4 separate regions of the Homo sapiens genome follow, and regions 1, 2 and 3 are each linked to region 4. The links are chromatin contacts, found by Hi-C or POLR2A ChIA-PET in ENCODE. All regions are on one chromosome and are shown on one strand. The core of a region is the stretch at or near the end of the contact, and the rest is flanking DNA. Distances in the headings are between cores, read along the strand shown.

Region 1 (2,700 bases), core at 130-2,629, 550 kb before region 4:
AATTGGTTCCTTTTCATATGGGTCTCTCCTTAAGGCAGCTCATAATAGGGCAGTCAGCGCCTCTCCAGAGCAAGCGAGGAAGAAAGATGGAAGGCAGTCTTTTTGTAACCCAATCTCAGAAGTGACATCCTATCATTGTTGCTGGATTCTGTTAATTAGAAGTGAGCCAAGTTCACCACACACTCAAGGGGAGGAGATTTGACAAAGGCATGCAAACCAGGAGGTAAGCATCATTGGAAACCACCTTAGTGACTACACTACAATATTCGTCTTTGAGAATACAACTCAGTGTTGGGACTGCCTGATTTTTCAAGAAAAATTGGAGATCTGATTTTTATGTGAAATCTTCCAATTTGAAAATACTGGCCCTTAATCCCAACAATTTTTTTTATATGCATTTGGTCAAATAAAACTCTCTCAAGCATGACCCATGGGAGACCATTATGAATCCTCTGGTACAGGGACCAGAGAAATAGGAGCAGAATTAGAGGAGAGGGAGCAGAGGTTAGGATGTTTGCCTCGTTCTTTACTTGAGGAAGTTGGGAGAGCCAAGTCATTGTTAAAATGATGGGAGCTTGAAAAAGATGAATGCCAATCATTCAATCCAGATAACTGTATTCGTATAAATTCTACAGTCATGTTGGTAAAGATGACTTGTTTTCATTAAAGAGAAGCCTTTGATCTCTGATCTGACAGCTGCACATCTATATAAAATGAGACACTTTGACATCTGCAGCTCTGATCTCAATTGGACAGGTGGTTTCCTGCACACTAATGGAACAGAAAGACAATTGAGCATTATTAGATAAGAGAGAATGTTCTCACACACAGGAAAACAGCTTTTTCCTTTGAAAAAAAACATGATAAAGAACAGAAAATGACTGACAGAATCAGAGCTTCCTAACTGTCAGAAGAGCTGTTTCAGCTACACTCTGGCCTCTGTTAGGGGAGATTAGGATCGTTTTCAGAAAAGTATTGAACATACCTTAGCATTAGCTGACTCAGGGAGGAATTTGCTGGTAAAATAAGCCTGTTCTCGGAGTGTGCCAAAGAGCTAAGATGCAGCTTGGGTTTTTCATAAACAAAGCAAACACTTTAGTGAAGCCTAATTTATACACATTCACTGAAAAGTTTAGTAAGCAGGAAAACTTCTTAGTGGAAAACCTTTTTTGCGTCTTCATTCAGCAAATACTTATGGAGTACACACATGGCTAGATGATGGAGATACTGTAGGAAAGACAGCCAAGGTCACTCTGCCCCAGTGCCTTACAGACTAGAGGACAAGGCGGATATGGAATAATGATAACAAAACAAAACTCTGAGTCACGTTTTGTCAGAGGAAGTAGAGGTGCCATGGGAGCTTCACCCCAAGGTGACCTATCTCAAGCCAGTGACTTGGGGAAGGCATCCAGAGAACTCAAAGATGAGTAAGAATTGCCCAGTTCAAAGTGGTGAGGTGGTGGGGTATTGGGAGAGGCTTTGGGCTATTTACTGCTTAAGTGGTAACACAGGAAATATTTTTTACGTATTTCACATTCAGCATTGGATTTTCTCTTCAACACTCAAATTATTATAGTACATCCTGAAAAAAAAGTCAGCTCACATTTGTACTAGAACTATAAAGTAGAAAATAAGCATTTCTTAGGATATTAATAACAGTGGGTTCTTTTGCCTAGAAAGCAAATCCTATATTTTTATCTCATTTCTCTTGTCACATAGAAGAAGCTATGTAAAGCCAGAAGATGAGCACACATGATAGATGAGGTTGTAGAGAAACCTTATGAGCTGCTGCTGGAATGTAAAATGGTGCAGGCACTTTGGAAAACAGCCTGGCAGTTTCTCAAACAGGCAGAGAGTTGCCACATGACCCAACAATTCCACTGTTAGGTACATACACAAGAGAAATGGAAACATATGTCTATACAAAAACCTCGACATGAATGTTTATTCAAAATATCCACAATAGTCCCAAAGTGAAAACAACCCAAATGTCCTTCAGCTGCTGAATGGATAAGCAAAATGTGGCATAGCCACACAATAGAATATTATTCAGCTATAAAAAGAAATGAAGTACCGATAGACACTGCAGCATGGATGGACCTTGAAAACACGATGCTAAGTGCAATAAGTCACAAAAGTCGCATTTTCATTTATAGAAAATGTCCAGAATAGGAAAATCTATAGATACAGAAAGTAGATTAGTGGTTGCATGGGCTGGGCGATGAACAGGAGAATGGATGAGAGTCAGAGCTCAAGGGTACAAGGTTGCTTTCTGAGCTGAAGGAAACGTTCTAAAATTGTGGTGATGATTGTACATATCTGGGAATATGCTAAAAACCACTAAATTGCATACTTTAAATGGGTGACTCTTCAGGCACGTGAACAGCTCAATGAAGCTGTTGAAGCAAGCACACAAGCACCCCGTCCTTCCTAGCTAGGTAGTAGAGCCCGCTAGCACAGGTGGGTGTGGGGTTTGGCTCCTGATGCCAAAGCACAGCCCTGCTCTTCCAGGGAAGGTTCTTTGGTCTTTGCCTTCTTTTCTTTCTATTCATTTTTTTCTTCATCCTCAATAAACATCAGGAATACTTAGGTGTTATATTTTTTCCTTCTTTTTAAATCTTTATTTACTAGCCTCTGGTAATGTATTAGAGGTGCAATATCTTTAATTTTGTTTGGAATTGTGATGCTTTACCCTCTATA
Region 2 (2,827 bases), core at 17-2,516, 560 kb before region 4:
AATGTAATACTCTGCTTCAGCTTCTCCTAAATGTCCCATAAACTGTGATAATCATTAGGGCAGAAGCAGGAAGAAAACTCATGATCTTAAGATTATTTTCTTTGTAACATGTGATGAATCAGACTTGCAAAGTTCAAAGCACAAAAACTCCTAATGAATGCTAATTCTGTGGAAGATGTGCATATCACTCTCTTTCAAAAACAAAACTTTTTTTAGGTGTTCTGTTTGTGGCAGATTTTCCAAGTTTAGACTTGTATTCTCATTCTTCATCACTATGTGGATAGAACCCAATTATTAGGTCATAAATACAGTGAGAATCTAATATCTATCAATGACATGCAACAAGTCATTTAATTCTTTGTGTCTAGGATGGTTAATTTCAGGTGTCAATTTGACTGGATTCAGGGACATGCAGATAACTTCTGATGAAGCATTGTTTCTAGATATGTCTGTGAGGGTGTTCCAGAAGAGACTGGCATTTGAATAACTGGACTAGGAAGATCCCTCCTCACCCAGTGCAGGCCCATACCATCCAGTTGACTGAGGGCCTGACAGAACAAAAAGGCAGAAGAAAGGCAAATTTGCTCACTCTCTCTTCTGGAACTGGGACACCCATCTTCTCCTGCCCTTGGACATCAGAACTCCCGGGCCTTTGGACTCCAGGACTTGCACCAGATACTCCCCAATTTTCAAGCTGTCAGCTTAGGACTGAGAGTTACACCGTTGGCTCCCCTGGTCCTCAGGCCCTTGGATTTGGACTGAGCCATGCTACCATCTTCCCTTGTTCTTCAGCTTGCAGACAGGATATTGTGGGACTTCTCAGCCTCCATAATCAAGTGAACCAATTCCCGAAGTAAATCCCTTCTGATATATCTATATCTCTGTCTATCTATCTGTTTATCTATCTCGCTCTCTCTCTATCTATATTCTATTGGCTCTATTTCTTTAGAGAACTATGACTAATACAGGTTCTGAGTGCTTTCACTTTTAAAATGAAGTTTGGTATAAGGCCACCTTCAAACCTATTCTCTACCCTTTCCCTTCTACTCAATGTTCTGGGGTCCTATGGACTACATCAACAGGTTTTCTTGCCCTCTGACTTCCAGTCGGGTTCATCCAATGGGAGGCATCAGCAACAGAAGACCAGAAGAAGGTACACTTACTTGACCAGATACCTCCTTGTTAGCAGTAAATGCACAGCAACATTTCTCTACCAAAGATCGCTGCATCTTGTACAACCACAGCTCTTCAAGTTCCAATGACCACTTCCTCCCCTTCCCCTCAAACAGTAGTAGTGGCTTCCTGCCTATCTTAACCTTATCTTCACCCTGACTGATACAGAAGATATGAGTTTAAGTAAACTCTAGAGTTTACCTTTTTGATATGTCCTAGAAAGGTATTCTCTGCTGGGAGATCACATTATTATAATGCTTAGCCAATAAATGATACTCTGAGAAGAGCCAGTATGTATAAATGAGAGGACACCAGACTGGGAGGCAGGAGATCAACAGGGCTACTAAGTAGTTAGATAACTTTCTTCCTGATATGGTTTGGCTGTGTCCGCACCCAAATCTCATCTTGAATTATAGTTCCCATAATCCCCAGGTGTCATGAGAAGGACCTGGTACGTAATTGAATCATGGGTGTATTAGTCCATTTTCACACTGCTGATAAAGACATACCTGAGACTGGGCAATTTACAAAAGAAAGAGGTTTAATTGGACTTACAGTTCCACATGGCTGGAGAAGCCTCACAATCATGGTGGAAGGCAAGGAGGAGCAAGTCACATCTTACATGGATGGGCAGCAGGCAAAGACAGAATGAGGATGACGCAAAAGCAGAAACCCCTTATAAAGCCATCAGCTCTCATGTGACTTATTCACTACCACAAGAACAGTGTGGGTGAAACTTCTGCCATGATTAAATTATCTCCAACTGGGTCCCTCTCACAACACATCGAAATTATGGGAGTATAATTCAAGATGAGATTTGGGTGGGGACACACAGCCAAAACATATCATTCCACCCCTTACCCCTCTCAAATCTCATGTCCTTACATTTCAAAACCAATCATGGCCTCCCAATAGTCCCCCAAAGTCTTAACTTATTTCAGCATTAACTCAAAAGGCCACAGTCCAACATCTTATCTGAGACAAGGCAAGTCTCTTCTGCCTATGAGTCTGTAAAATCGAAAGTAAGGTAGTTATTTCCTAGATACAATGGAGATACAGACATTGGGTAAATACAACAGTTCCAAATGGGAGAAATTGGCCAAAACAAAGGGGTTACAGGGCCCATGCAAGTCCAAAATTCAATAGGACAATCAAATTTTAAAGCTCCAAAATGATCTCCTTTGACTCCAGGTCTTACATCCAGGTCATGTTGATGCAAGAGGTGGTTTCCCATGGTCTTGGGCAGCTCCATCCTTGTGTTTTCAGGGTACAGCCTCCCTACCCAAGCTGCTTTCATGGGCTGGAATTGAGTGTCTGCAGCTTTCCCAGGGACATGGTGCAGCTGTAGGTGGATCTACCATTCTGGGGTCTGGAAGATGGTGGTCCTCTTCTCACAGCTCCACTAGGTGGTGCCCCTGCAGGGACTCTGTGTGGGAGCTCCAACCCCACATTTCCCTTCTGCACTGCCCTAGCAGAGGTTCTCCAGGAGAGCCCCATCCCTGCGGTAAACTTCTGCCTGGACATCCAGGCATTTCCATACATCCTCTGAAATCTAGGTGGAGGTTCCCAAACCTCAATTATTGACTTCTGTGCACCCACAGGCTCAACACCATGCGGAAGCTGACAACGCTTGTGGCTTGCACCCTCTGAAGCC
Region 3 (2,700 bases), core at 85-2,584, 600 kb before region 4:
GTCTATCCTAAACTCCTGGAGGCTTATGGAAAATCCCACTGAAGCCACCAGAGGAGGAAAATGGGTCCACTCTGGTCTCCTATCACAGCCCCCACCCCATCCCACGTCACCTGGACCAGCCTTGTTCTTGGTGCGCACAGCCCATGGTGCTTACTCCTACAGATGGTGAGAGCCCATCTTCATATGAGTGTCCATTCTGCTCCCACTTAGCACCACGGAGCTGAGGATGCCTCCAAGACTGCAGCCGCAACTTTCTCCCATCACTGACACAAGTCTCGTAATCCAGGTCTCCTACTTCTTGGATCTTCACTTTGACCCAAGCAATCCTGGAGCAGCACTGCTCCTCTCTTTCTCTCTCAGTTACCTGCAAAATCTTCTGGGGCACTTGGAAGCCACTAGGAACATGGGGTCAGCTATTGGCCCTCTGGTGGTTAGATCTTCCATACCATTTTCCTGTTGGCCTTCTCCAAACAGACATCAAATATCCAGATGAAGAACAGGACATGAGTTCTCTCTGCCTTGGATCTCTTCATGTTTCATGGGGCATCTGGTCACTCTTCCCCCAGGATGTATTCCAGGGTATAGAAGCACAGTACAGGGACTTCATGCTATAATTTATAATTTTCCTTGACTGCAAACTCTTTTCCCTCTCTCTGGCTCAAAGCTCTTTATTGGTCATGATGGCAGAGCAGATGAGGTACCTGCTCTGTATATTCACATACCCCCTGTAATCTCTCCAGTTTTATGCCAGAGCCCTTAGTGTTTTCCCTAAAAAGCTAAGGTTGTTTTTTTCTTTGCATCTCTACTCTTTCTATCCAGTCTCCACTGGAGCAAATGTAAGCACCATGTCTCTGGGCCTGATGAGAGTGGTCAAGGGGATGAACATCGGCTACCACATTACTATCTGCTGCCTACACTTTACTCACTAGATTTTGTGCTCTTTCCGCCTTTTTTTTTTGTGGTAAACATAATATGTTTTCAGCTGATTATTGCTTATTCATGAACATAGATCCTTTGTGGTTTGCAATACAGTCATTAAGATCGTTGTACTGTTCGGCTCCCTTGCAGTCACAGGAATGAATTTCATGCTGAAATAGGACCATGAGCCCAAGTGCTGGCTGAGGCCCACTGGGCTGGGCCTTCTGGCTTGCCACTTAAAAAAGGCTTGCTATGGCAAGGGTTTTAAGCTACCCGCCTGGTCTCCCCACAGTCCTTCCCTACTTCCTTGTTCTAGTCACTTTACAATTGCTCCCTCCGGAGCTTGGCTACTTTCCCTAAGGCTTTTTCAAAGGGCCTCTTATGTGCACATCCTCCTATCTTTTCACGCTGAGGATTACTTCAAAGGCTCAGCAGCCATGGGAAGGGAAGAATGACAATAAAATAAATCCCAACTGCAGAAAGGTTTGCTTTGGCAACTGCTTGATTGTTCTGTAGGTGGGGAGGTGCCTGCTCTGACCTCTGCAGCTCACTGGTCCTCACAGCTCATTACAGATGTTTTCCTTTGGTCTGGTTTCTTACTGTCCCTTCTGAGGCTCTGAGCCCCTACTTCTAGCAGGCTTATGTAAATTTCCCCAGGCCTCAGCTGCTCCTTCTTCCATTGATCCCTTTATCTGTTGCCAAGACTGATTCTCCTAATCTTGCTCTGAGCCTCCGTGTTTCCACTCAGGAGGGGAAAGTCTCAAACACTCTGAAGGTGGGGCACTCTGCTATTTTGCGCTGCAATTTATTTCAAGGTCACTGGGCAGGACTAGAGTGAGTGACCGGAAGACTGGCCTATCAGAGAACCGGCCTATCAGAGAGCCTGCCCATCCAGAGTGCTCAGAAAACACTTGTGGGCCTCAGTCTAAATCCTGAAACCCTACCTCCAGTATTGTTGCTTTGTGCAGGGGTTGCCAATTAAAAATAAAAAATAAAACGTTGTGTGAACCAAACCAATCACTGGCTGAATTCACCTGACTGATCCCCAGTTTAGGACCCTGGAAGACTTGCCTGAACTGGGAATCCTTAATTCTTTTTAAATAATGAGGGCCTTCTCTTGTAGTGTTTTTTTGCTTTTGAAAAAGCCTGAGTCATAAAGTCCAGGAATCTGGCCCCACAGCTGCCAGGATAAATGTCTGCTTAGACATCCACGGGGATGTCTGTCCTTCAGTTGAACATGGAGGTCTGGCTAAGTGAAATATTAAATCCTTCTCTTGACGAAATAGGGCCCAGAAAGCCTCCTTCTTTCGTTGCAGACCAGGCAGGTCCCTACTGACTGGATGGCTCTTTTGCTGCTACTACTATCAAGTGAATCCAGTGGATAGGGAGGTGAAAAGGCAGGACACCCATTGATCTTTTTGGTTCTTTCCAGAGGTTCCATATCCTTGGCTTGCCTCTCATGGCTGCTGCCTTTCCCTTCCCCACTGACTCACCCACACCATGAAATGTCAGTGCAGCTGGACAAACACAGAGTGCCCAAGTTAAAGCACTAAAGACCTTTCCTGGGGCCTCAAGCATGTTGATGATGAGAGATTGTTTCTTAAAAGAAAACAGTCCCACAGAGCCTATGCCACCTGCTATCAGACACTTCCTGCCTGTGTGATATAATTTGAGAGTTGGGCTGGGCACGGTGACTCATGCCTATAATCCCAACACTTTGGGAGGCTGAGGTAGGAGGATCATTTCAGCCCAGGAGACCAGCCTAGGTAACAAAGCAAGACC
Region 4 (2,726 bases), core at 197-2,696:
TCTAATATGTCATAGTAAATATCTAGATCTTCTGAATGGGTATAGGTGGCAGCTTGGAAAATAAGGTTAAAACAACATTGAGAGAATTATGAGGGTTTCTGACAGAATGCAGGGAGAATCGAAGTTGGTGAGATGTTTCCAAAATATTGCAATATTCATTTTCCTACCATTAAAAAAAATCTTTGCCACCTCTCGTTTTGGATTATACGTCTCTTTCCCCATTAGAGAGAGAACACCTGAGGGCAGGGACTTTCTTATGCCTTTGTATCCTCATAACTTAGCAGGGATGGAACCTACAGTATATGCCAATTCGTGTTTTTTAAGTGCATAAATAATTTAGCTAGCTATTGAACAGAAAAAAAGGTACTACAGATACATCCTTGAGAAGCATATAGCCTCGCAAGGAGAGGGTTCCGACCTATATGGCACAATGAAGCCACAGTAAATGTTGCACAGGATTGAGTGGCAAATCGTGTATTACAGAGTATGAAAACTATAAAAACTTGTAGTAGGAACAAATTAACGTACTGTAGACCATTTGGAGGTGAGGTATGATCAAGGTAGGATTTGTCTAAGCCTCTGAGGATATTTATAATCTGGACAGAATTCTTGCTAGAAAAAACAGCCTGCGAGATGCAGAGGTGGATTCTGACATAGATTCCTTAAGCCCCAAGGACAAGCAAGGTTTCTTTTGCCCAAGGTTCAGAATCATTGGTTTGGTGGGGTGGACTGGGCTTTTTCAGTGCCTTCGCTTTGCTTTTTAAATATTGATGAATCAGTATTGTGGTTACCTGGCATACGACAAAAGAGGCAGCTTTCAGTCACTTCCACGGCTTCAGTTGGTGAGCTTTTCGCCTCCTTGCCTGGTGTCCTCATTTCTTTTTTTTTTTTTTTCTTTTTTACCCTTATCTTATTTGTTATTTTTTTTTCTGGGTTCTCCATTTCTTGTCACTGCCCTGAGCCCTGGGTTTGTCTTAGCAGTTTGGACTATCTACAGGTTAAGATCAGAGGTGCCTTTTCTCTGTGAGTACGAGTGGGGCTGCAGTAGAAGCGGGGGAGAGCTTGCGGAACCCCAAGCTCTCTGCTTCATGCTACTGCATTTTTCTTTACTAGGTTCTGTTGAGTCGGGAAGCAGATCAAGGTCAAGTTAGTCCTCACCCTTCCTAACGCGTTTTCTAAGGTTCTTCTGCATACTTAAAAAAGTTCGGGACCTAAGTAGTTACCGGGACCCCAAGAGCTACGAGGTTTAGGCCTGCCTTCTTCAAGGCGCGCCGGGTTCCGGGTAAAAAGAGCCGGGAAAGGGTGGCTGCTCGGTGCGCATGCTCCGAGGGCTCGGCCCAGGAAGGCACCTCCACTTCGCTCCCTAGAGACTGGGCCCGCCTCCTCCCCAGAGACTGGGCCCGCCTCCTCCCCAGGCTTCCGGGCGGAGAGAAGTGGGCGGAGTCAGGGCCGGAAGCACCGGGGCGAGCGTCTAATCCCTAATACCCAATTTTGGTGGCGTGCACCTGGCAAACTGATGATTGTGTGGGACGTCTAATCTCTAGTCGCTCACCCCTCTACTTTACCACAGAGCTAGAAATCGATTTGAGGAAATCTGGTATCAATGAGCGGGCGGGGAGACAACCCCACCCCTAATTTCCCTGTTTACGGAAGTTCTTTCCCGGCCTCCTCAGACTGGTGTCGGCTTCCTTTTTCTCCACACTTCTAGCTACCTTGTTTTTATCGTTTTCGGCACCTGCCCTTCCCCAGCGCCCCCACCACCCCGAGCACTATGTATGATCGGGCTCCCCGCCTGCTCAAATTGGCTGAAGGTGGCAGCACTGAGGCCCATGTGGGTCCTGGATCCTACCAGGTACCTTTCCTGAAGCAGCAGGCGACAGGTAAGATGTAGGAAGAGGCAGAGCTCCTGTGACAGGCATCCTATCTTCAGCCTGCTCCGCTTCTGCGTGCTTGTGAGTTAAACATAGAGCGGAATAGTACCATTTTGTAAACATAACAAAACATGAAGTAGGCAGGGAAAACACTATACTTTTATTTTACAGATGAGACTGATAGTATCACTTGTCCCATTTCAAAAGGCTGGTGAGCATATGGCTAGGACTTTTGATTCCGCAATAGTTGTCTACATCCTACTTTTGATTGTGCAGTTTAGGTCTAGGATTTTGATTTCCTGGCTGTGTTGACATAATATATGAGTCTCCAAATCCTGTGCCCTTACCTCCCGCTGTCTCGTTGCTTTGTAATCCTGCCTGCCTCACATCTTTCCTCCCATTAACCAGAGACATTTATTTATTAAGATGTAGCTTATATTTCTATTTTGCAGTATTATTTAAAGATAGTTCCGTTTTTTTTTCAGACAGATTTTTCTGACCGTCCTCATCTCTTTTAACACACTTCAGGGGAGCCCCTTTTCTCCACATTCTGTAAAGAAAAATTATATTTTTGACCAGTGGAGTGGGGATGGATAATTTAAATAATATTTGCTCTCCTCGTTTGTTTGCAGTTAGTGACTTAGTCAAAAATAAATACATCAATTTTGCTTTCTACTTTTTCTATTCTGGTGATTTTCTGGAGCTTAATACCGTCCAAATGATAGTTTTTCTTAACCTACATTTTCCCCATACCTACACTATGTATTTTCAAGCAAATGCCAGGATCCATTATTCTGTTACATAACTGATCAGATAAGGGAAGGTTTAGGTTTCTTGGGGTGGAGTACAAATTTG

What was found. A loop is a pair of places that touch in the nucleus more often than their neighbours do. ChIA-PET counts read pairs that join two places held with the same protein, here RNA polymerase II (POLR2A). Pooled maps may share reads with other maps.
Region 1: a pooled map shows a loop between it and region 4 (4-fold over the local background). The contact joins the enhancer-like site here to the promoter of STPG2 in region 4. A Hi-C loop is called at or near these places in 1 of 168 maps with a recorded cell type or tissue (MCF 10A) and 4 of 50 pooled maps. POLR2A ChIA-PET finds 5 or more read pairs at or near these places in 1 of 52 experiments (WTC11).
Region 2: a map of naive thymus-derived CD4-positive, alpha-beta T cell shows a loop between it and region 4 (3-fold over the local background). The contact joins the enhancer-like site here to the promoter of STPG2 in region 4. A Hi-C loop is called at or near these places in 1 of 168 maps with a recorded cell type or tissue (naive thymus-derived CD4-positive, alpha-beta T cell) and 4 of 50 pooled maps. POLR2A ChIA-PET finds 5 or more read pairs at or near these places in 1 of 52 experiments (MCF 10A).
Region 3: a map of HCT116 shows a loop between it and region 4 (2.5-fold over the local background). The contact joins the enhancer-like site here to the promoter of STPG2 in region 4. A Hi-C loop is called at or near these places in 2 of 168 maps with a recorded cell type or tissue (HCT116 and mammary epithelial cell) and 5 of 50 pooled maps.

The regions. Positions count from the first base shown.
Region 1 is chr4:98,687,215-98,689,914 of GRCh38, reverse strand. No RefSeq gene overlaps it. Among named protein-coding and RNA genes, the nearest start is that of TSPAN5-DT, 30 kb to the right of the region's middle. RefSeq lists a cis regulatory region at 2,643-2,700. Within about 2 kb of position 1,379, at least 5 of the 41 ENCODE cell types and tissues checked have a DNase peak (open chromatin) inside an H3K27ac peak, as active enhancers do.
Region 2 is chr4:98,704,775-98,707,601 of GRCh38, reverse strand. No RefSeq gene overlaps it. Among named protein-coding and RNA genes, the nearest start is that of TSPAN5-DT, 47 kb to the right of the region's middle. Within about 2 kb of position 1,266, at least 2 of the 41 ENCODE cell types and tissues checked have a DNase peak (open chromatin) inside an H3K27ac peak, as active enhancers do.
Region 3 is chr4:98,746,530-98,749,229 of GRCh38, reverse strand. No RefSeq gene overlaps it. Among named protein-coding and RNA genes, the nearest start is that of TSPAN5-DT, 89 kb to the right of the region's middle. RefSeq lists enhancers at 674-1,224, 1,225-1,775. Within about 2 kb of position 1,334, at least 4 of the 41 ENCODE cell types and tissues checked have a DNase peak (open chromatin) inside an H3K27ac peak, as active enhancers do; they include HCT116, where a contact is called at or near this core.
Region 4 is chr4:98,142,196-98,144,921 of GRCh38, reverse strand. It overlaps STPG2 (sperm tail PG-rich repeat containing 2), which reads left to right and starts at 1,446. Exons shown (of 11, transcript NM_174952.3): 1 at 1,446-1,880. The coding sequence starts at 1,772. RefSeq lists an enhancer at 1,620-1,719.